Linked DNA regions of Mus musculus: regions 2 and 3 are each linked to region 1. A link is a loop called in an ENCODE intact Hi-C map of the cell type or tissue named here. Cell type or tissue: left cerebral cortex. All regions are shown on one strand.

Region 1 (8,000 bases):
GATGGGTAGGGGATTGGGGGGGGGGCGGTCTGGGGGACTTTTGGCATAGCATTTGAAATGTAAATGAAGAAAATACCTAATTAAAGAACTTAATTTTTTAAAGAAGTAATAAACTCTTATTTCGCCACAAAGAGTAATTGGCACAGATTGTGTTCACCATTGTGCCAGCATTAAGCAATTGTCACAAGATCAGAACTATTGGAGGTAGAGAAATAGTTAACAGTTAAGAGCTCTTGCTACTTCTCCAGGGGTCAGAGTTGTCTCCAAACATCCATGTTGGGCAGTACACAACTACCTACAACTCCAACTCCAAAGGATCCAATGTCCTTTGTGTGCCTTTCTGGCCGGCCACACACAACATAGAGACACATTAAAAAAAGAAAAGAAAAAAAAACAAACAAAAAAACAAAACAAAACAAAAAAACAGGACTGTCCAATAAGACTAAAATGAAAGTAGGTATCAAATTATTATGCCACGTAGTAAATGAAGAGTCTATAATGACAAGTTATCTCTTCAGCCAATCCACTTTATTCAGAACTTTGGAAAATAAAATAATGCCACCACCTCATCCTTGTCCCCCATTGTCTTCAACAGAGGTCATCATTAAACCCAGATGCTGGAAACTCTTGAGGAATAACTCTTGCAGATCTTGTCCAGCTCATTCTTTTGATAGATAAGAAAAAGCTCCAAGAGATAGAGGGATTCCTTCACATCCAAGAGTCAAACTGCAAAGGAATCACACAATCAAGACAAGAATGTAGGTGCCCAGGCATGATATCAATGATCATTTAAATAAAATACTTGAGGACACGATGAAACGATCCAGCTCAATGTCTGCAGATGTAGTCCGTCCTCCAAACCTCATAAATCATTGTACACCCGTGTCTTGTTAGCTCCTTATCCAAAATGAGAGGAGATAATATCTGCTTCTCCCCTCTTTTTGATGGGGAATTAAATGATTTAGGAAATCTGATATTTGAGGAGTGAGTAGAGTCATCAAAGATAAGCATCAGAGACCAAGAATGTAGTATAATGGCTACTTAGCCATAGTGTAAAGCAATTAGCCTCGCATTAGATGGAGGGAACAGATGTCCAGCATCACTTCAAACCGACTCAAAAAGAACAGTCCCTGACAGCTCAGATGCGCTCCAGAAGAGGCTCATTTAGGTTCTCACAGAGGGTAGCTGGAGGAGAAAGGCACATAACACCTCAAAGCAAAACCCACAAATCCTTCCATTAGTTGTCCAGGCAAACCAAACTAAAAAGCCCAAGCAAACAGGAGTGTGTTTCTGTTCTCAAACAGTTCAGAAATGATCAAATGAAACCAAGATCTGAGCCTGGCAGTGGTGGTGCACACCTTTAATCCCAGCACTTGGGAGGAAGAGGCAGGTGGATTTCTGGGTTCTAGGGCAGCCTGGTCTACAGAGTGAGTTCCAGGACAACCAGGGCTACACAGAGAAATCCTGTCTGGAAAAATCAAAACCAACTAACCAACCAAACAAACAAAATAAGATCTGGTAAAATGGATCTGGTTGGCTGTATATGCATTGCAGAGGCAGCAGAGATCTATGTTTGAGTTTTAAAGGTCCATCTCGGCTAGTATAACAGAAATACACAGTTAGTAGTTCTCTATAAATCAAATCCCTGTGCATTTCAAAGAAGATCTTCCTGGCAAACTAACCGTGAGGGAGAAGACCAAGAGAATCTACTGGTGCCTAAACTTGCATATGTGCTTGGCTCTTCTGTGCCATTCCACTGTAATTTAGTCCCAGCACAAAGGTGGAAATGCTGACCTGTGAGTCTAGAAGAGATAATGTACTGTTTTCTCCCCCTTTCTATTCTCCCAGTTTGGGCTGAATTTCACATTCCTTCCTTCCCCTGCTATCTCTTTCAGCTCTTGACACCCTCCGTTTCCAAGTCAAGGTTACAGGCTCCTCCAAGAGATCCCTCAGTAAGAGGGATCTTGAGCTAATGAAAGAAGAGTGTCCTCCCTAAGAGCATGTGGAGAGATTGGAGGAGAAGACCTAGAATAGGCTTCCTCAGGGGGACCTAAGTGGAGAACGACTAGGAGAAAGGGTAGAGTAGCAGAAACTCTCACTATTGAAATTCAAGTCAATACAATAGCTCAAGCCGTTAACAACCAGAGCCACAAGTGCACCCAGTGCTATTTGAAGGAATAGATAGTAATGCTGAAATCTCCCTCACGCTTCCATTTGTCGTATGCAAATTACCTTTAGCTGCCTTTGCCCTCCAGACATACGATCTGATGTTGTTCCCTTAAGGGACTCAAAGCACGGTAACAAGTATGGTATTGATCCCTGCCACTCACACCAACCTCTCCAGCCAGTAATACAGAACAAAGCAGTGGGCATCTTTGAGGCAGGGAAGTTGAAAATGGTGGAAGATTTTAAAATGGTGTTGTCTGCCATAATTTGAAGCTTAGATCTGTCTGTGGTATAAGTAGTTGTTAAGCATTAGTAACAAGCCTTGGCTAAATCCCACCACTTAAAAAAGGTACCCTGGGAGGACTCACTGAAGCATACAGAGCCACCAAAGGGTTCTGCTCTCGATGGAGAGGGTTCACAACTGGGAAGAGTTGGTGACAGATGAGAACTATAGAGGCAGTTCAAAGGCTGTGCTTCTTGAAACATTTTAATGTTCTACCTCCGCTGGAATCATCTGTGTCCAAAATAACAAATGGCCCATACTTTTTCCCCCCTCTGGACTTTGGGAGGCTAGATTTTTTTTTTTTGAAGTAGGTGGAAATTGGCATGGAAATCACTAAAGAGGTCTAGAGAAAATAAAATCAGCCACTCAGAGCTGCCAGCAGCCCCTGTATCCCCTCTCAACTGCTATTTCCATGGCAGAGGATTTTTTTCCCCTTCATTTTAAAACATTCTGGGATATTTTCATGGTGTTGTGGCTAACCATTTTTAGTCAGTTAAAAAATGCCTTCATCACCTCCCACCAGGAAACTCACGGAACACACTGTCGGGGATGCTGAAAGTTTTCTCCATTTTCTTTTCAAAAATATTAATGGTGAGCATTAAAAAGGAAGGAGATGCATCTCATTTGCCTTTCAGAAAGTATAGCCAGACATTAACTGTTGCACCTGTACCTGTGACTGCAGGTATGGGCAGAGCCATCGTGAGTGTCAGGGCTGGTGCCAGGCTCTTCATCCCATGGAGTAGGTGCAAAGAAGGTGCCACCCTGTGCGAGTGCCATAGGATTTGGGTGGGATGGCTCAAACTGACAAAATTAAAATGCTGTGGCTCTCAAACAGAAGGAGAGCTGGTGCCTGGTGGGTGAGGTAAGAGGAGCTGAGAACAGAAAACTCGGCTTGGCATGAGGAAGGGAGCCAGCATGCCTGCTGATTAGCAGTGGTGGAGCACAGTTTCTATTTTGTCCCTTCTCAGTTTTCATCTCCTTCTAGTGATGAAACTCAGGGTTGTCTTCTTTGCATCCAGCTTCCCTCTAAGACAAGGAGAGAGTGACTGTGGCTGTAAGTGAAAGAGCGTCCCACGATGGTCTGGGATGGTCTTATTGCTTCTCCAGGCAGACTGAACAATCTAGGAAGCCCTTTTGCACTTAGGAGAAACTGTGAGTTGGTGAGAGGTGACATGAATTGTTCTGCTATGCTCTCTAAAGCACAGGAAGGCCCAATAGTGCCCAACTTTCATAGTGCTTCGAGCCTTTAATATACTTCCTCATGTTGTGATGACCCCAACCATTAAATTATTTTTGTTGCTATTTCATAACTATAATGTTGATGCTGTTATAGATCATAATGTAGATCCCTGTGTTTTCTCTTGGTCATAAATGACCCTTATGAAAGTGTCATTCAACACTCAAAGGGGTCGTGTCCCAAGGGTTGATAATCACTGGCCTAAAGGCTCCAGACAAGAACAAGATCCCAGGTAGTAGGCACTGCTGTTCTCCCCCATGGTGGCTCAAAATGTAAACGAATGCAATAGGAATTTTTTTTTCCTTTTGCTAATGAGATCAAGAAAGCAAATGGTGGGGGAGGGGCAACAAAAGCAAAATCCGGAGAAATCCATCCTTTATAGAAAGACTTTGGGGAGCAGTAGAAACACAGAGAGACCCTACCTACAAAAGAAGGTAGAAGGACAGGACTCACTCTCAGAGCTGTTCTCTGACTTCCACATGCAGGTATTAACATTTTCATTGATTTCTAGTTTTTCTATAAAAGCTTTGCATCCGTAAGCATCATGGAGTTTTTGTCATGTTCTTCATGTTCTTTGTTTTCTGAGTTTATCTGTGACATTAACCTCCAGCTGAAAGCAGGCAGATTGTTTAGGCTTCCAGTGACTCTTATAAATGTCACCTCCAACTCCGCATTCATTGTACAAGAAAGGAATTTGTTTTTTGTTGTTGTTTGTTTGTTTTGTTTTGTTTTTTCGAGGCAGGGTTTCTCTGTGTAGCCCTGGCTGTCCTGGAACTCACTTTGTAGACCAGGCTGGCCTCGAACTCAGAAATCCGCCTGCCTCTGCCTCCTGAGTGCTGGGATTAAAGGTGTGAGCCACCACACCCGGCATACAAGAAAGGAATTTACTACCTGTAGGAGACATCTAAAAGCTATTGCACAGACAGTGAAGCCCAAGATTTTCATTTCCTTCCTTACTTTCACACTCTGGAAAGATTTGTCAACAAAGATACGTGATCAGTGTTGGGCAGTGCATGACTAAATTTTGTTGTTAAAGTTCTAGGCATCTCTCAAAATTCATAAATGGATGTCTTGACCATGAGGCCCTAATGGAAATAGGGTGATTATGGTTGTCACATGTTCATGAGATCATAAAGGATCGGGTCACTATCCAACATTACGGTCATTGTTATGAATGTGTGTGTGTGTGTGTGTGTGTGTGTGTGTGTGTGTGTGTGAGAGAGAGAGAGAGAGAGAGAGAGAGACAGAGACAGAGACAGAGACAGAGAGACAGAGAGAGACGGGGAGAGAGAGAGAGAGAGAGAGAGAGAGAGAGAGAGAGAGGAAGAAGGAAGAGGAGGAAGAAGAAAAGTAGGAGCAGCCGAGGAAATACAGTGAAGAAACATATCAAGGAGATGTCCAAAGATTCCATTGGAAGAGTCTTCAGAACTGGCAGAAGAAACCAGCCCTAACATCTGTCACCTTGATTTCAGATCTGTAGCCTCCAGAGTTTCAAGGCAATATATTTGTTATTTTACTTCCTCAGCATTTAAAGATTTTCTTTTCTTTTCTTTTTGGATTTTTTTATAGGTATTTATTTCATTTACATTTCCAATGCTATCCCAAAAGTCCCCCACCCACCCACTCCTACTTCTTGACCCTGGCATTCCCCTGTACTGAGGCATATAAAGTTTGCATGTCCAATGGGCCTCTCTTTCCAATGATGGCCGACTAGGCCATCTTCTGATACATATGCAGCTAGAGACATGAGCTCAGGGCGGAGGGTGGGGGGGACTGCTGGTTAGTTCATATTGTTGTTCTACCTATAGGGTTGCAGATCCCCCCAGCTCCTTGTGTACTTTCTCTAGCTTTGCCATTGGGGGCCCTGTGTTCCATCCAATAGCTGACTGTGAGCATCCACTTCTGTGTTTGCTAGGCCCTGGCATAGTCTCACAAGAGACAGCTATATCAGGGTCCTTTCAGCAAAATCTTGCTAGTGTATGTAATGGTGTCAGCATTTGGAGGCTGATTATGGGATGGATTCCCAGGTATGGCAATCTCTAGATGGTCCATCCTTTTGTCTCAGCTCCAAACTTTGTCTCTGTAACTCCTTCCATGGGTATTTTGTTCCCAATTCTAAGAAGGGGCAAAGTGTCCACACTTTGGTCTTCATTCTTCTTCAGTTTCATGTGTTTTTCAAATTGTATCTTGTACCTTGGGTATTCTAAGTTTCTGGGTTAATATCCACTTATCAGTGTGTACATATCATGTGAGTTCTTTTGTGATTGGGTTACCTCACTCAGGATGATGCCCTCCAGGTCCATCCATTTGCCTAGGAATTTCATAAATTCATTCTTTTTAATAGAATTCTTTTTCCATTGTGTAAATGTACCACATTTTTTGTATCTATTCCTCTGTTGAGGGGCATCTGGGTTCTTTCCAGCTTCTGGCTATTATAAATAAGGCTGCTATGAACATAGTGGAGCATGTGTCCTTCTTACCGGTTGGGACATCTTCTGGATATATGCCCAGGAGAGGTATTGCGGGATCCTCTGGTAGTACTATGTCCAATTTTTTGAGGAACAACTGCCAGACAGCTTTCCAGAGTGGTTGTACAAGCTTGCAATCCCACCAAAAATGAAGGAGTGTTCCTCTTTCTCCACATCCTTGCCAGCATCTGCTGTCACCTGAATTTTTGATCTTAGCCATTCTGACAGGTGTGAGGTGGAATCTCACAGCACCTCTAGCAAACAAACACAAGTAATTCACTGTAATGAGTTAACACTGCATGACACTTAAAAAATTAATTAAAGCTAATATAAACAGAGCTGGTTCTGTATACCAGAGTCAATCCCACCTTGTGTCTTATCTAATTCTCACAGCTCTTATCATATGTGCAGGAACACATGTGTGTTTAAGTGAGAATCTAGACAGAGGGCAGAGGTCAACCTCGAGTGTCATCCTAACCTTTCTTTCAAGACAGAACGCTCCATGTAGGCTAGGCTGCCTCCCCAACACTGGGGTTGACAGTATGTGTTGCCTTGCCCAGCGAACTGAACTGGAGGAGGTCAAGCACTTTAACAAGTGAGCTGTCTCTCCTGTCCTACATTTAGTTGTGTCATCTCTATTAGTATTAAGACATGATGGCTGCCATCTTTATCCATGAATGGGGACAAACCTGAACCTTACACCAACAGGCTGAGCATATCAGAGTTGAAAGAAAAGGTATTTAACCAACATCAGCATAACAAACACTGAGATAACTGACCCTAGGAACTTCTCCCATGAGATGTTCCTTAAAATAGTGTCTTATAGATAAGTAAGCCACATTTTTTTAGAAGTCTTGTGACTTGCCATCATTAACACATTAAGGGACACATCTCCCTCCTATTAAAGCCTCTTGTTTCTAAGCTTTAGTGTTTTTTTTACACCTGTAGTTCTAGACACGGGGACTAACATATGGAGGTAAAACGTCAACCAGAGTTTGTTGGATAAGCAAGTAGGTAACTCTCTCTCCAACAGATACCAGTGACATTTAACAGATGGAGAGATGAAAACTATGAGTTGGAATGATTGCTGAAGCTCACAGTGAGTCAGTGGTGTGATGGAGCCCTGGCCCCATTTTCACACCACACTTCTGTACTTGGTGTAATGATGATGCTCCTCCCCATTGTCCTCCACAGCCCTGTCAACCTGCTTCTGATGTGCATGCTCCCCATCTATGTATCCTTCGGAATGTTTAGTTTGTCTATAAATAGTTGACCTATGTGTGTAAGGGAGATCATAGAAGCAGAGACACTATCTGAGCTGATATCTCTATGTGGTACTTGATATAGCTTGGGTGCAATTTGGCATTAAGAATATCCTCAGCTTAACAATGATATCTGAATACATAAAGGAACTCCACTAAGAAGCAAGCTTCTCCTTCTAGCCCAAGGAGGCTAGAAGCAGCCATTGGATCCCCTGGACCTGGAGTTTCAATGACTGAGAACCATCCAATGTAAATGCTGGGATCAAAACTGAGATACTATGTGGGAGCAGTATGTACTCTTAACCACTAAGCTATCTTACCAACCCCTGCCTACCCCCCTATCCCCTTTAAATCTATAAGTTCAGTTCCTGAGTTCAATTCCTACAATACAAGTTGTGGATGTAAAGAAGGAAATCATAGACAGCTAAAGCCTGGGACCAGTATTTCAAAGTTATATCCACACACCTGGGACAAGTCAGGTAGGAAGCTTATCTTAAAACTCTGGCCTGATATGATCTAGCAGTACCATTTCTAAAAATGTATGCGAAGGTCTCAGAGACAGAATTTCAGAGTTACCTGCACAT
Region 2 (8,000 bases), 280 kb after region 1:
TAGGAAAGTGAGTAAGACCACCATAAGGTCTCAACCAGCAGTTCTCTCTCATGCAATGCATTTTTTTCTACATTAAACATAGTAACTGACAGTGCTTGTCCATTCTGCTCAACTCTTTCAGGCCTCTAAGCTTCTAGTAGGAGATATTATATTGCCAATGAGAATCAAGTGTTCATTACTTCCAGTCCCTAAAAGGAACATACACTCTGGTGCCTGGTACCTGTTTCTCAGGTCTGATAAGACTAAGTGTGCTAGCTAGTTTATGTCAACTTCATATAAACTACAGAAGGAAGCCCAGATGAGAAAATGAAGATTGGGATATAGGCAAGCTTGGAGAGCATTTCTGTAATTCGTGACTGATGTGAGAAGACCTAGCTCATTGTGGATGGGGACACTCCTGCGCTGGTGATCCTGGGCTTTTAATAAAGCAAGACACAAAGAGCAAGGCAGTAAGAAGCATTCATTCATGGCTCCTGCATCATCTCCTGCCTCCAGATTCCTGCCCAGTTTGAGGTCTTGCCTTGGCTTTCCTGGTATACCATGAATCTGGATATATAGGGCAAATATACTCTTTCCTCCCCAGGTAGCTTTTAGTAATGGTGTTTCTTCAAAGCAGTAGAAACCCTAACACACCAAGAGAAAGATCAGAAATTCTTTGCTTAGTTTCTTCTGTCTGACCAACTTAAGGGCTTCTAACTTTGCACATAAGCAATCTGTGACCAGATGGCCCCAGGCCCCCATACTGCTCTATTTGCATAAGTTTCTCGAACTTTCTTTGCAGATCTAGAGTGTCCAGGACCAAGCATATGAGATAGTTTTGTCTTCTTTTTAAACATTCCATTTTAAGATGATTTGAGAAAAGTTGTGTCTAGGATATGTAGACACATTTATTCAAATTTGCTGTCTTGCCTAGAATTCTAAGTACCAAATTACAAGCTACCAAATGGAGAAAACCATAACTCTTAACAATTTTCCAGATACAATGTTGTCAACTGCCATGGCATTGTTGCATCTAGGTAATGAGAATGGATTTGGAGTTTTGGCAAGGCTGTTCATGGAAACCCCATCAATTCAACAGTAGACATTATTAGAGGAATTTGAAGGAGCAAATATGGGGATGCTGGTCTTATCAGAAATATACAAGGGGAAAACTAGCTTGAATTATCTGTAAACCACCTTCATTGATATCACTTCTCTGAGATGAGCAATTCTATTTAGAATGACGACTGCTCATCTTTCTACCCAGAGAATTATTTGATAGAAACATCAAGAAGTTGATGTAATATTTTAAATGATGCTCTGCTTTTTGAACTCTGAGCACTTCCAAGCACTGACACTATTCCCAGTGAACCCCAGAGCTAAAGTAACAATCACCTTGACGTTCTTACATGATGTGAAGACCTAAAGAAAGTTGAACACCTGGCTTGTACCTAAGAGGAGCCCTGAGAGCCAAGAAGCATGAAAATTGGAATTCTTGCTTCCTCTGTTGTCCTCTACAGTGTCTCTTGCCTCTTTGCTAAATATCAAAGATATTTATGCTTAAACAAATGTCTTCCTCTTAAGCATCCTCTCCTTCTGGCAGATAAGTCATCCTACTGAATTGGAGGCACTTTCCATGGCAACAGACCGTGATGTCAGAAGCAGCATGCCAAGCAATTAGATCTTGTAGGTGCCACAGTAGGAAATACTCAGCTCTGAGGATGATGGCAAGGCAGAGCTGCTGTAAGCCAGAAGGAAACTCAGCAGTCCTTGTGTCTAATGCTTTCTCTGAAAGGCCCAATGGCCAGAGGTGGTGGAAAGCAAATGAAGCTGGGTGAGAGTGAAAGAGGATTTCGAGACAAGACTTTAAAGGGGAAGTGCATTGAAGGAGATTTGTAGAGGGCCACAGCCAGATGGCTGGCAGTCGGCCATGATCCATAGCTTTGATGCTATGCAGGTGTTTTCTGAGGTGTTGAAGAGTAAAGCTCCAGAGACTCCCTGTCTCATTGAGAGGGACAAAGAGTCAGGACCTGGGGAAGGAATAGTCTGTTCTCCCACCTTGTGCAGCAGAAGTGTGGGGACTTTGGCAGTTAGACTGCTTTCAAGGAAAGAGCACCTTGACAACACCCACTGAGACCAAAGATCTGAGGGTACTCTAAGGGGGTGAATCAAGAGGAGGCAGTAGATGTTGTATCCCACTGTTGCTGATGTGAACAAAGGATCCAAGAGTATTATAAGACAAACTAAAAAAAAAAAAAAATCCCAGCCAATGTTTAGCAGGTCTTTATCAAATATACAAGAGTTTGAAACCAATACCTGTGAAATACCAGAGAAGTTTTTTTTTTTTAAATACACAGAGCAGTAATACAGTATGGATAAATTTGGACCACATATGGCTTCTTATGTAAAGGAAAATTTCTTCTCCTTTTAGTAACACATTGTCTGCTGCCTGTGATCAGCACCTCCTGCCATATGTTCCTTAAACAAGCGGCTGTGAGGCAAGAAGCAGCCCGGTAATTAAGATCAAATGAGCCAGATGAAGAAAAGGAGCTGGGTGAACCACATGCAGGCAGAAGCCAGTCTTTTTCATCTTGAAACAGGGCAAGACAGACAGACAGATGACAGACGCAGAAGAAGGAGGAATCTCAAGTCTTTGCCCATAGACATATTGCAGGCTTCAAATGCAGTCAGCCATCTCTGGATTGTCTCCAGAATTCATGCATTTGTTTTCAATTATTCCTAGTTCCATTGATTGCTTCTATTGAAGAACATGCTGTTTGTTGGAGGTCGAGGCTCTCCTATGGCCCACAGTTTATTTTTAATGACAAAATCAAAAATAACTTGAAACCTATTACAAAATAATTTGGATTGAGCCTTAAATCACTTTTGAAGATTCTTTGGCCTCTAATACATTGTAAACAGGGAAGTTGAGGTACAGAGAGTAAACAACTTTGAGTGGGTAACTTTCCTCTGGTTGCTGAATTAGAGTAAGAACACAGATTAGAAGCTGAGGTCTCTGAATTATGAGGTCTCACTCCATAATTCTCATGTTTTTGAATTTTTAAATTAGATATTGTCTTCATTTACATTTCAAATGCTACCCCCAAAGCCCCCTATACCCTCTCCCCCACCCTGCTCCATAATTCTCAAATTTGAGTGCACACTGAATGTCTTTAGAGGTCACTAGACATAGTACTGCAGTCTCCACTACTTGAAAAGCAAAGGAATGAGGGTTGCAAGTTCGAGGCTAGCCTGAGAGACTTAATAAAACATAAAATATATGGGCTAGATAAATGACTCAGTCAGGGAGAGTGCAAGTACTCTGCAGAGAGCCCAGGTTTTGTTTTAAGCCTCATTTAAGGAAGATCATGAACACCTTTATCTCCAACTCCAGGGATATCCAGTGCTATCTCCTTGCCTCTGCAGGTACCTACACACATACATGCAGATACATAATTAACAATAAAAACTGTGTGTGTGTGTGTGTGTGTGTGTGTGTGTGTGTGTGTGTGTGTGTGTGTACATGAACGAATTGGTAATATATCTCAGTAGGAAAGTGTTTGCCAGGAATTTCCAAAGCTGTGCATTCAGTCTGCAGTGCCAACAATGTAAAACCCCAAACAATCAAATAAGAACATGGAGGACTTCTTAACAGGCAGGTGAAATTTTCCCCTATACAAGAAAGGACTTCAAATACCCATTCCCACTGACATGATGGTCAAAGTTACTGTGAGACAGGAACTATGAGATGTGAATTCCATCCTCTAGTTTAGATAGGCTACATTCTACAGAAGTAGTATAGGAATCCTTGGGTTTCCATGGTGATGGCTCAGAGAATGCCATTTGTGTGCGATAAAACTCTCCAAAGAACCAGGTGGAAGAAATAAACCACAGAGGTCCAGGCAGCGAGTGCCATAGCAGCCTATTTTGCTTGCTAACAATCATGGAGAAAAACCAGTGGGGATTGTATTGCTTTTCACGGAGCTCCCAGTATTACAGGCTTCATCCATCGACATACAGCCTGTTGGTTGAGTGTGAACAGAAGGAAGTCAGCACACACTTATTTATCTGGTATGTGGGAAAGCTTCAGTCAATATAAATTTGCCCTGTTTTTCTAAGGGAACCACAGATTCTATATCAATAAAGCACTCCCAGAACTTGAGCAGTGCGAAGAACCAGGAGTTCAGGGCCAGGGTCAGCTACATAGCTAGTTCAAGACCAATTCTCTCTACCTGAGAGCTCATCTCAACAAAACCGGAAAAAAAAGCCACTCATAACTTAGAATATCATTAATTTTCCATCATGCATGTTTTCCAAATTTCTTTTCAAATAAAGAATCTAACAGAAATACCCAATAGTGAAATAGTAATGAGGCATGAATATACAGACCACAAGAGAATGAACCTATAACATGAAATCTGTTATTAAGGAAATGCAAATTTAAGCACTTAGGTCAGACATTTTGCCCACCATTTTCGCAAAACTTGAAAAAAAGACAAAATTTTTTAGGTATTTATAAAGATAGATATAAAGCTGGTCCTTTGTGCTCTTTGGGAGAAATTTTAGGCATTTGTAATATAAGTTTAGAAAGCAATGTCATTAACAATAAGTAGCAAGCCTCGTCCATTTGCTTACAACTTTGAATTGACTGTCCCATTTCTGTAAGTCAACTCTAAATCAGCAATAACATAAGAGCTACAAGATTTGTTTAAAAGAATTTGTCATGTTGTTACTTACACAAATACTTATGAATCCAACATAAGTACCCAACCACATAAAACAGTTAAATAGTACAGAGGCCTCTCTTTAAAAAAAATAATAACCCAAAAGTACTATTACTATAATACTCAAAAATCCTACTTCTGGATATATAATCAGGGGCATCAAAATTGGTATGGATAAGAGACATCCATATTTATTTAAGCACTATTTAAAATAATAAACCTAAGCATTCATTAAAATTAGCAAATAGGGGAAAACTAAATATATGGATAGTGGAAATATTTCAGATAGATACATAGATAGATAGATAGATAGATAGACAGACAGATTCATAAATACATACATACATACATACAGTCTTTAAAGAATTTCTACCTTGAACAATATGGGTCAGTATAGAGGAAATTATGGAAAGCAAAAGTAGGCAGGTATCATTTATGATCTCACTTTGTGACAAATATGTCAACATTATAGGAAGATGAAAAAATACTAGACATAAAGAAATATGTATTTTTCCATCCTTTATGCAATAAAACACATTTTTGTTTTTGTTCTGTTCTGTTGATAGTACCAGAGAATTGAACCCAGGTCCTCATGGATGTTAGACATGTCCTTTGAACCATGCCACTGGTTTCTAAAAGCAAACAAACAAACAAACAAACCATACCATACTACTTATGGTTTAAAATGTGGTTGGAAAAAATATCTCATTACATGAAATGCTCTGTACTGAAATGTTGTACTGGAATGCTATGGAACAATTAAAAATACAAAGTTATAGTCATGATATAGCATAATGATAAGGCTAATTATAAGGTAGTGATAAAATTGAAAGCCTAATATGATGTGTGTATGGTGTGGTATGTATATATATATGTGTGTGTGTGTGTGTGTGTGTGTGTGTGTGTGTGTGCATCTGCAGGTGTGTGTACCCATAGGCAATTATGTGGACTCTAGAGGATGATGGGATCTTCCTTGTCATGTTCCATATTACCTTTTAAAACAAGGACTCTCGGGGAATCTGAATCATTCCTTCCATCTATGATGCTTGATAGACAGCTTGCAGGATCTACCTGACTCTGTCTCCAATCATGGAATTCTGGGCACACATGGCTGTGCCTGGCTTTTATGTGGAAATTTGAATTCAGGTGCTCTTGCTTTCACAGCCAGTACAGTTTATTAGAAAGTAAGTGAGCTAATGCCCATTGTGCTCTTTTTCTAAGCACGTAGAAATGGAATAAAACTGAATAACAGCAGCTCCATTCTATAAAATAAGAAGTATTAGGAAAAATAAAATGAAGGTAAAAGTGGTGTAATTATATTAATAAAAATGTACAAAATAATAAATTTTATAAAATAAAAACATATCTTATTCAATAAAAATAATGTGGTGCTTTCAAATGTCAGAAGTTGGGAAATGGTAATCAGGCTGGTAGATTCATATACTGGGAGATCTTCAGTGATTCATAGATTGTATTTAGATATTGATGAGATTAGGACATGAGGTTTAATAACAAAACAGAGATATATTTTATGTGTTATATCTGGACCTAGAAAAAGCAACTTAAAGGGCAAAGGGTATATTCTAGGTTACAGTTCAAAAGGGATACAATCCAGCATGGCTGAGAAGGTATAGTGGCAAGAACAGTAGCTAGTCATATTGCATCAGCATCGAGAAGTAGATCTGGGCAATAAAGCCTCAAGGCTTCCCCTGGTGACTTAACTTTCCCCTGTAAGCTTCCACCTCCTAAGGTTTCCATAATCTTCCCAAGAGTTGCCAGTAACTAGAGACTAAGTGTTCACACATATAAGCCTTTGGGACATTTCTCATTCAAACCACAAGAAAAGATGTTGACTTAAGCCTACCGCAGCAATGAGCTGGATACAATGTAATTTTGTAGGTCAGGAACTATAAAAAGAATCTTGATTGGATAAAGATCTTAGTGCTATAATGATAAAGGAGGAAGAAAGCTCTGGGAGTCATAGAATACACACACACACACACACACACACACACACACACACACATACACATTCCTATGGTTTGAATTTCTAGTGACATATTAGTTCAAGCTAACTTAGAACACAAGTCAGCCAGCAAAAATGAAGATAAACCCACTCTTCTGGGATAACTCTATAGAAATTGTTCAAAAGAAACTGATACTCTTTCTGACAAAGTTTCCTTGTTTGAAAACAAAAGAAGAAAGTTATTTTAAAAACTTGAGATAAGACAAAGATCTGAAAGAGACTCAAAAAAGAGCTCTAAGGTATTTGAAATATTAAATCATGAAAGAATACTTAATGAAAAACAGACAAACAAAAGATATTCAAATAAAGAACACACCCAGAAGACTAGGCATTAAATAGAGACAGTAAACAAAAATCCTCAAAATGTAAGTTGATGTAGCTTTAGAGAGAATTAGAGAAGTGGAACACATACTTAAGGACATTGAAAGCTGATGTAGTGGAAGGAAGGGTTAGGGTAAGACGCTTGGCAGCATGCAGGCAGTCAAGATGTTGGAGAAGTAACTGAGAATTCTACATCCAGATTGGCAGGCAGCATGAATAGATAATAACACTGAGCTTAGTTTGAACATCTGAAACCTCAATACTAGTGACAAACTTCCCCCAACAAGACCCTATCCACTTTAACAAGGCCATACCTCTTAACAGTGCCACTCCCTATAGGTGTATGGAGGCCATTTTCATTTAAAACACTACACAAACTTAATACATAGTATTTTCAAGGAATATTTATGATAACCAACCAACCAGTGTATTCACAGTATTAACAGTAAAGTCTCGACAATATAAAAGAATTTAATGCCAAACATGTTCTTTATTACTATAAAGTAATGCATAGAAATTAAGAACGGATAGGTATATGACACCCATATTTTAATTTTAAATAACTTAAAGATAACTAAAAAATTCAAGAATAAATCCATAAAACAACCCTAGAGAATCAAACAGTAGCATATTTACAAGATACTAGAGCATATGCAACAATGCTTACAGCAGAATATTTATAAAAATGATGTTGGAATATAAGAGAAAGGGAGAAGAGACAGTAAGTTTTCTTTTGAAACTCTAATGAAATAACAGACCAATCGTGCCTGGAACTGCAAACTTTCCTGAGTGAGTAAGGTCATAAACCTTAGAAAAGAATCTACTACAATAACTTTATTAGACCAACATAACCCCTTACTTACTACCTCCTAAATCTTACCCTTGTACCCACAAATGAATGTGGCTACCACCCCTCCTCAAAGAAACCTCTCTTTATAGAAAATGGAAAC
Region 3 (8,000 bases), 140 kb before region 1:
CCCTTTAATTATTACAGCTACTGCTATATTGTAAGGCATTATTGTAACTTGTCAGAAGATGTTGATTCTGTTGAGAAACCCATGAAACTAGGGTTACATTTCCACCTAGGAAGCTTTATATATAAATTGGAAACTATTAAGGTACTCTGTAATTACCCATGGAGTCTTCAGTATAACATTTGTCCCCTAAACAGTCCTGTGTTAACTTTTTATTTTAGGTTTGTTTAGCCAACTGTTGGCTTACTGCTCCGCTTGTAAGTCTCTCATGTTTCCTATGGATTCATATGCAGTATGCAAATGAAGATTAAGTAATAGAAGCCCCATACATAAACTCATTGTACTGAGGGGAGAGCCACAGAAAGGAAACTACATCACTCACTTGACCCCTTCTCTTTCAAACCCAGTTCACAGGGTAAAGTAGAAGATGGTCATACATTACGCTTTCAAAAGAAGTTGGCTTTTCCTCTTGCATTTAAAAGGTTATGTGCTACACAGTGAGGCAAATAAATCACAATTCACTACAACAACCGGTGGCCGTCAGTTATATAAATTGCTGTTGAAACACGAAATCTGTCACTGAGTATGTTCTGGCCATTTAGCAATTGAAACAGTGTTAACCGAGCCTGCTGAGTGGAAACCACAGAAGCAATTGTAGTGGCGCATGCAATTAGCAAGATCAGTGGTCAGTGTTAGAGGTTCACTGCTTGGTCATTTCAGTTGACTGACTCAAGTGAAAGCAACTGCTATCCCAAAGACTCAGCGAGCTGTAATTTATTATAAGAGGATGCAGAAAATGACCTACCCAACTTGACATCCAAAAAAATATTATTCCTCACTTTCTGTGCTCCCAGAAGAGTCATTACAGGATGATGCCTGCTTGCATGATCATAGGTGGGAGGTGAGAGGCTATTTAGTTGACCATGGGCAATTAACTAGTGGCTACCACTGAATATGACTCCTTTTCCTATCAATTATTAACTCTCTATAGCTCTCTAGGGAGAGGTGTGTGTGTGTGTGTGTGTGTGTGTGTGTGTGTGTGTGTATGTATGAAACTTTCTGGTATGTATTATTTCTTTAACAGCTCTTTGAACACCAATTTATTACAAATGTGTGTATTTTCTTGCCTATTCCATTGCTCAGTGTCAGTTCTTAGCCATAATGTCGACCACAGCTTTTTATGTTCATGTCTACTTCTACTAGGTAGAACTTTCTTGGGTGTTATTTCCTTGGCTCTTTTGTGAAATCTGGTCAGCTAGGGGGCCTGAGTGACAGAAGAGTGCTCTGACTGTGAATGCGTTCCCCCAAAATTCATGTGATAGGAAAACAAAAGCTTTCAAGTCGTGCTGGTGCCTTTTGAAATGGAGCCCATGAGCAATACGTCCAGTTGGATGAGATCATGTAGGTAAGAATCACTAGGATGGATTATAGACTTTATGAAGAAAAAGAGAAGAGAGGAAGAGGAAAAGGAAAGGAAAAAGGAGAAAAAGGAAGGAGAGGAGGAGAGAGGAGGAGGAGGAAGAGGAAGAAGAGAAGAAGAAAGAGCAGTAGGTATCCTTGCTCTCTCACTGTGCAGTACCCTGTAATGATAAGGCAGGAAGGCCCCACTACACACCTACATCTTGATACAGTCCTTCCTAGCTTCCAGAATGGTGCCCAAAGCATGTATCTTTGTTAGAAGTTGTCCAGCCTATAATATATTATATCCCAGCAGAAAATAAAATGGATGATCTAGGATCATCTTTCTTGTCCATCTGTACACTTACATTGGTTTTGGTGGGTGAAAATACCATACTCATTCCAGAGTCCTCTTACTTTGCAGGGTTCATGTGATGGTCCCTTCAGGACTTGTCACAAGTTACATCTTGTGTGCACAAGCTATTTGTACTCATATATCCAGGATTTTGCCAACTTATTGCATACTTCATATTTCCAGTGACCCGTTGGCCAAGGGAATATTCACAACTAAACCAGACCCCCTATGCAGAGTGCATGGTGGTGAGGAGAAGATGGGATTACTAGAGCTATCTTAGTAAACTATGTTTGTTGTAAGCAATGAGCTAAGGCCCCAAGGAAGAAGAAAGAAGCCACAACTCACTCATATCCTAGTTTAAAGCTTTCTAATGGTTCCAAAGGTTTCCTGTCTTTCGGTTTTCATTGTTGCTTTTTGATGCAAAGTCCTGCTAGATAGTCCCTAGGTGTGGTGGTCACAATGTAGCCCAAGCTATGATAGTCACCTTGTAGTCCCAGCTAACATCTAATTCTAAGCCTGCCGCCACCTTCTGAGGATTGGAATTATAGGTATGCATAACAATATTCAGTGCCTTAAATACCTTCTTTCTGAATATTATGGCCAGGAATGGGATCATAAAGAGCCAATGGCATGCAGGGGGCTTTTCTCTGCTGCCCAGCGTGCATTTGTTCACTACCTACTTCTCTAGTGTCAGGAGCTGGTGTGGACTTCATCCATCCACTCACCCTCCCTCTCCCTTCCCTGTCTGTCTCTCTGTCTGCCTGCCTGCCTGTCTGTCTGTTGTCTGTGTGTTTGTGTCCATGCATGCATGCAGGCGCCCATTCATGTGTCTGTGTGGTGGCCAGAGGTCAACCTTGACTCTAACTCCCTTTCTGTCTACCCGACTGTTTAGAAACAGCGTCTCTCAGTGAACCTGAACTTCATCGATTCATTTGAACCAGCTTCCAGGGCTTGAGGGATTCCCGCGTCTGCCATCATCCAGCAGTAGGGTTAGCCAGGTCTTACAAGGGTTCTGGGGCTCTGAGTTCACAACCCCAGGCTTACATGGACAAACCTTTACCACTGAACCAACTTCTCAACCATCCATTAACTTCTCAATCTCGTCAGAGAAAACCAACAGCCATGTAAGCCACAGTTATGCAAGTTGAAGGATATCAGGACAATGATTTGGAAGTATCTTTTAGGGATTATCACTAATAATATTTCATAGCTTCCTGTAAGTGTCAAAGCCTGTGTATTTGCATAGTTTCTGTACCAATGTGAGAATAAATTCATTTTACTCCACCTTTTGAAATAGGTGGCAGCATCTAGCAGAGATTTTTTTTTCAATAGTTCCTTAAAGCATGGACCAGCTTAACCAGTGGAAAGGGATACTGTGATTCTTTGCAAAAGCCTATGTAGGACTGTATCAGTTCCTTGTGCTGCTATAGCAGACTGTCTGAATCCAGTGGCCAAACCAAACCAAACCAAACCAAGCCAACAACAACAGCAACAACGAAAGCTGAAAGCTAGTTCTTGCACTTCTGGAGATTAAGTCAGCGTCACTGAGCTAGCATGAAGGTGTCACCACCTCAGCAGCATGATGCTTGCTCACGGCTTTCTCCACGTGGTGGGTCCGTGCCTCACCCTCTGCTTGGGCGGTTGGGCAGGCTGGACTTCTGCACCGTGCTGCCTCGGGATCATATTTCTGCTGAGATTCCATTCTGGGTTTGAGTCAGAATGTAGATGTACATATGACAGATTTTTATTATTCATATTGGGAAGAAATGAAATTTATATTGCTTGCCTTCCTCATTCTATATATTGATATTATGATTAATAGCTTTTGACACAAAACTATTTTGATATATGAGTCTCTGGTGACGTATTTTGACAGCAGCAATGTCTTGCATGTAGCTTTTCTTGCAGGAGTAGGTTACAAGGATTACTAACTCCATATTCTATACCTAAGTCATCAACCAAAGATGTCATGTCCAGAAATATCACCAAAATGTCAACCACAGAAATCATTTTCAAATCATCTTTTTGAGTGGCTTTGGATCTTCCTTCCATGCCGTTCTGAAATGTGAAATTGGTTAAAGAAGGGGGCCCTGAGCTATTTCACTCCTCGCAAGGATGCCAGATGGATGTTGAACGAAGTCCAGTTCTTCGTTTTCCTTTGTATAATTCTTTGAGTTTGTGGTGGCGATTTGGAACCTTCTCAGTGTGTCCTTCCTCCCCAGCTCTCCACAGCTCCCCAAAGCCCAGCATCAGGCTGGTTGCCTTGGTACCTGCTCCTGAAGGCTGTCTTGCAGCAAAATGTGGTTGTTTAAATAGCACGACTTGTCATCTAAAAGTAGAAGTCATTAGCACGACAGGGTTTGGCTAGGGGGTGTCTTGAATACTGTTTTAAAATTCTTACTTTACTGCTTCACTGTTTACTCAAAGCACCACAGGAGGTGTCCATGTGTGTTCCCAGGATGGAGCCACAGGCAGAAATGTGACGATGCTTCCTTCATGACTCCTGGAAATTAGGGCCAAACTCATGGCCTGATGATATTTACTAGGTTTTTAGAGGAGCCAACTTGGATGTTTCAACACCATTGGTATGTGATGTGACCCATGTGGCTTACCTGAGCTTAGCTGCAGTCCACCCCTAAACAGCTCTGTGCTGTTGCCAAGGAAAACGACATTCCTGTTGGTTTATATCTGAACTTCAATTGGCCAGAAACAATGTTTGTTTTTTGTTTAAAACCTTAGAAAAAGTAGGGTGTTTGTTTTCAGTTTAGCAGAAAAGTTGAATCATATGCTCTGGGTGGATATATATCTACTCACCTGCACCCAAAATATCAGGGCCAAATAATTATATCAAAATGTGCAGCCAGGTGGAACGTCTTCACTTTCTACCCATGTGACTAGACTCTCAAGTCCTAGACAGCTGTCATTGCAGGTAAAAGAGGAGGGGCCCGAGTGCTCCCTGCCTGGTTGGGGTCTCTGAGAAAGCCCTGTGTTGTAAGGGAGGCTGTCAATTAGCTGCTTGAAACTCCTTCCTCATTATCTGGGGATGCAGTGTTAGAGAAAACATTGTGGAGTTCAAAGAGCTGGTTCAATAATAAGAAAACACCTTCAGGTACCAGAGGATGTCATCTTGTTTGTAAAGCAGTGTGCACACAGCTCCTCTCTGCCTGGTGGAGCTTGTTTGGACATTAGGGGATTTGTCTTGGGTTGGAACCTTGTTCCACTCCCTCCAGGGGATACAGAGCTAGAGGACAAAGATTACTTAACCATTAAATATCCTAGGGGTTTTGTTTGTTTATCTGCCTTTGGTTTGGTTTGGTTGTTGCTGTTCTTATAAAGTAGGAAGGAAAACTATTTGTTTTAGTTTTGTTTGAACACTTCAGGTACACACACACACACACACACACACACCAAGTTTTTGGCATTTTACCCCAGTATTCTCTCTCATTCCCCCCTCTTCTCTCACTGAAACCTCTTTGCAACAGGTTCAGATTTTCTCTTCTTATGTTTTTATTTTTCGTTTTGTTTTGTTCGTTTGTTCATTTGACCTACCAAGTTCAGTTATGTTTCTTGCATGAACAGCCATGGAACTATTTATTTTATGGAAAATGGCACCTCTCCCCCAGCACCCCATTAACTGCTCACAGCCCCTAAGTGAGGGGAACAGGCCTTGAGTGAGTGAGAATAACAAAGCAAGCACGGTGAGAAGTAGGAGTGGGAACTGGGGGCAGATAGACGATTCTGTTCTTGAACTCACTGCATCAGTTTGGAAACACATTGTGTTACTGTCATAGAATAATATGTGTTTAATATTTTATAGATTTGAAAATTCAGAAAGATGAAAGTAGTTCATTCAATATCCCATCGTCCCAAATAACATTTATATTTTGCTGATCAATACTTAATAAGTGTCAAGGCAGAAAATGGTCAACTGGTAGATATTATTTAAACTAATAAACTATTTAACAGTAAATGTGACCTAAATTTAAGAAAGGAAAACCAAACCAACAAACTTCTAAAGTGTTACTACTTAACCAAGAATATTATTATATTAGTCCCAAAACATTAAAGATAGAAATTCTAGAATATTGAGTTATAATTTTATTTTAAACTATACTTTTCAAAATAGATCCATAGGCCTTTTTGACTGTTGTTTAACTGGCTGGATTTATCTAAATTGGCTAATATTATATATCCTGTGATTTTGTATATGTATATATATTTTACCACAGATGACTTTTTGCTGCTATTACAAAATGACTGAGACTGGATAAGTTAATGTCTTAGTCAGGGTTTCTATTCCTGCACAAACATCTTGACCAAGAAGCAAGTTGGGGAGGAAAGGGTTTATTCAGCTTACAATTCCATACTGCTGTTTATCACCAGGGAAGTCAGGCCTGGAACTCAAACAGGTCAAGAAGCAGGAGCTGATGCAGAGGCCATGGAGGGATGTTCTTTACTGGCTTGCTTCCCCTGGCTTGCTCAGCCTGCTCGCTTATAGAACCAAGACTACTAGCCCAGAGATGGTCCCACCCACAAGGGGCCTTTCCCCCTTGATCACTAATTGGTAAAATGTCTTACAGTTGTATCTAATGTAGGCATTTCCTCAACTGAAGCTCCTTTCTCTGTGATAACTCCAGCTGTGTCAAGTTGACACAAAACTAGCCAGTATAGTTAAAGAACAGAGATTTATTTTTATTTCACAGCAGTGGATCTTAAGAAATCCATGATTAACATTGTCAGGTTTGGTGTCTGTTAAGGGCTGTTTTCTGCTTCCAAGATGGTGGCTTTCTACTGCATTACAAGTGAAGCAATCTATTAGGTCTTAACTTTGCTGATAGCAGAAGAGTAAAAGGGGTGAGGGCTTCTAATCAGCCTCTTTAATAGGGCACACTCTCCTCTTCTCAGAGACTCCACTCTCACTGTTGAATAACCTCTCTAAGATCTCACTCTTAATTGGAGGCTGAGTTTCAACATGAATTTTGGAAGACACCAAAAGAAAAGACACATAACATTGGAGAATGTTTGTTCTTGGTTTATTTCAGAGACAATTTGTCTGAGTATAAAAATCTTGTGTTGCTGTTGATTTTGCTAAAGCAATATCAAAAGCCATCTTGACTTGTTCACTTCTTGGTAGCTTATACTTTTAAGTCAGGTGCCCATAGATATTTATTCTCATATATATAGTCTTAATGTCTACTTATGTATTCTCTCTTCCTCTTTTTTCCTTACATACATGCATTCATGCACACACACACACACACACACACACACACACACAAACACACTGAGCCTATAAGAAATTATTGCCATGTGAACAATAAAGCAATAATGACACAGATCAACAAATAAGCTAACTTTAGAGCCTGCAAAGTGCCTTATGGTCCTCTTGCAGTCATTGGAAAAGTCTACCTAATCCTTTAGTATTATTCTTTGGTTTTGCTAGTTTTGAATTTCATATGAAACCAAGTCATCCAGCACGGGATCTGTCTTCTCTCGTTGGCATTATGACTTGTGATTGCCCACTCTGTTGCCTAGGGCTATATTTCATTCATTTTCATTGCTCCCTTGATATGAGTTACCTATTTACTAGCTCCAGTTTTCACTCAAATGACATAGTTGCTTAAGCAACAATCCCATCTCTTTTCATACATTCTCTGCATTGGGACTAGTAGCAAAATGGAGAGTCTTGGTATACTGCTGTGGGAACCCTATGTGCCCTTTCTGTTCTGTGACTTCCTTCTCGAACAATGCATTGTTTCTCATACCAAGGCTTCGTTGAGAGGCCATCATGACTTTTATTACAGTTTATATCATGTCCAGACACCAAGGAGCTAGATGATAGAACCAGTGTTTTTCCTTCATTCTGTTCTAAATTCTTCTTCACTCAATGAGTGCTCATTATAGTTTGTGGTAAGGGGCAAGTGACACTTTGTTTTTTCCTCTCAATGACCTCTCCTTTCTTAACTGAAGAAGGAGGATATAGAAAAATCGTCATTATATTTGATTGCATCTCCTATAAGTTATATTAGTATAAACCTTATTTAAACACACACACACAGTGCAACAGAAGTCAGCTGTTTTTGAACCTCTGCTCCTAGTATATTGTCCTCTGCTTTCGTGAGTTTATCTTCTAGCTGCCCCATCCCTTGACTGTCTCACCTTAAACCTGACAGCTGCCAGTGTCCCTTGAACTTCTCCTTCTTTTTTGTCTCCAGTTATCACAAAGAAGAACTTTAACTAGAAGGGTAAA

Evidence for each region. A loop is a pair of places that touch in the nucleus more often than their neighbours do. Peaks named below come from ENCODE experiments on the same cell type or tissue, not always from the same donor. Only the 100,000 strongest peaks of a DNase experiment are listed, where the experiment ranks them.
Region 2: it touches region 1 in a loop (7-fold over the local background); 2 of 42 quality-filtered maps call a loop at or near these places.
Region 3: it touches region 1 in a loop (8-fold over the local background); 3 of 42 quality-filtered maps call a loop at or near these places.

Annotation. Positions count from the first base shown.
Region 1 is chr2:13,055,905-13,063,904 of GRCm38, reverse strand. No RefSeq gene overlaps it. Among named protein-coding and RNA genes, the nearest start is that of C1ql3, 49 kb to the right of the region's middle. In left cerebral cortex, no CTCF peak of the experiment used is centred here; DNase peaks (open chromatin) are centred at 2,973, 3,292 and 7,344; H3K27ac peaks cover 529 bases.
Region 2 is chr2:12,771,554-12,779,553 of GRCm38, reverse strand. No RefSeq gene overlaps it. Among named protein-coding and RNA genes, the nearest start is that of Pter, 150 kb to the left of the region's middle. In left cerebral cortex, no CTCF peak of the experiment used is centred here; DNase peaks (open chromatin) are centred at 757, 1,660, 2,470 and 3,825; H3K27ac peaks cover 2,042 bases.
Region 3 is chr2:13,195,948-13,203,947 of GRCm38, reverse strand. All of the region lies in intron 7 of Rsu1 (Ras suppressor protein 1), which reads left to right. Among named protein-coding and RNA genes, the nearest start is that of Rsu1, 71 kb to the left of the region's middle. In left cerebral cortex, no CTCF peak of the experiment used is centred here; DNase peaks (open chromatin) are centred at 3,343 and 4,027.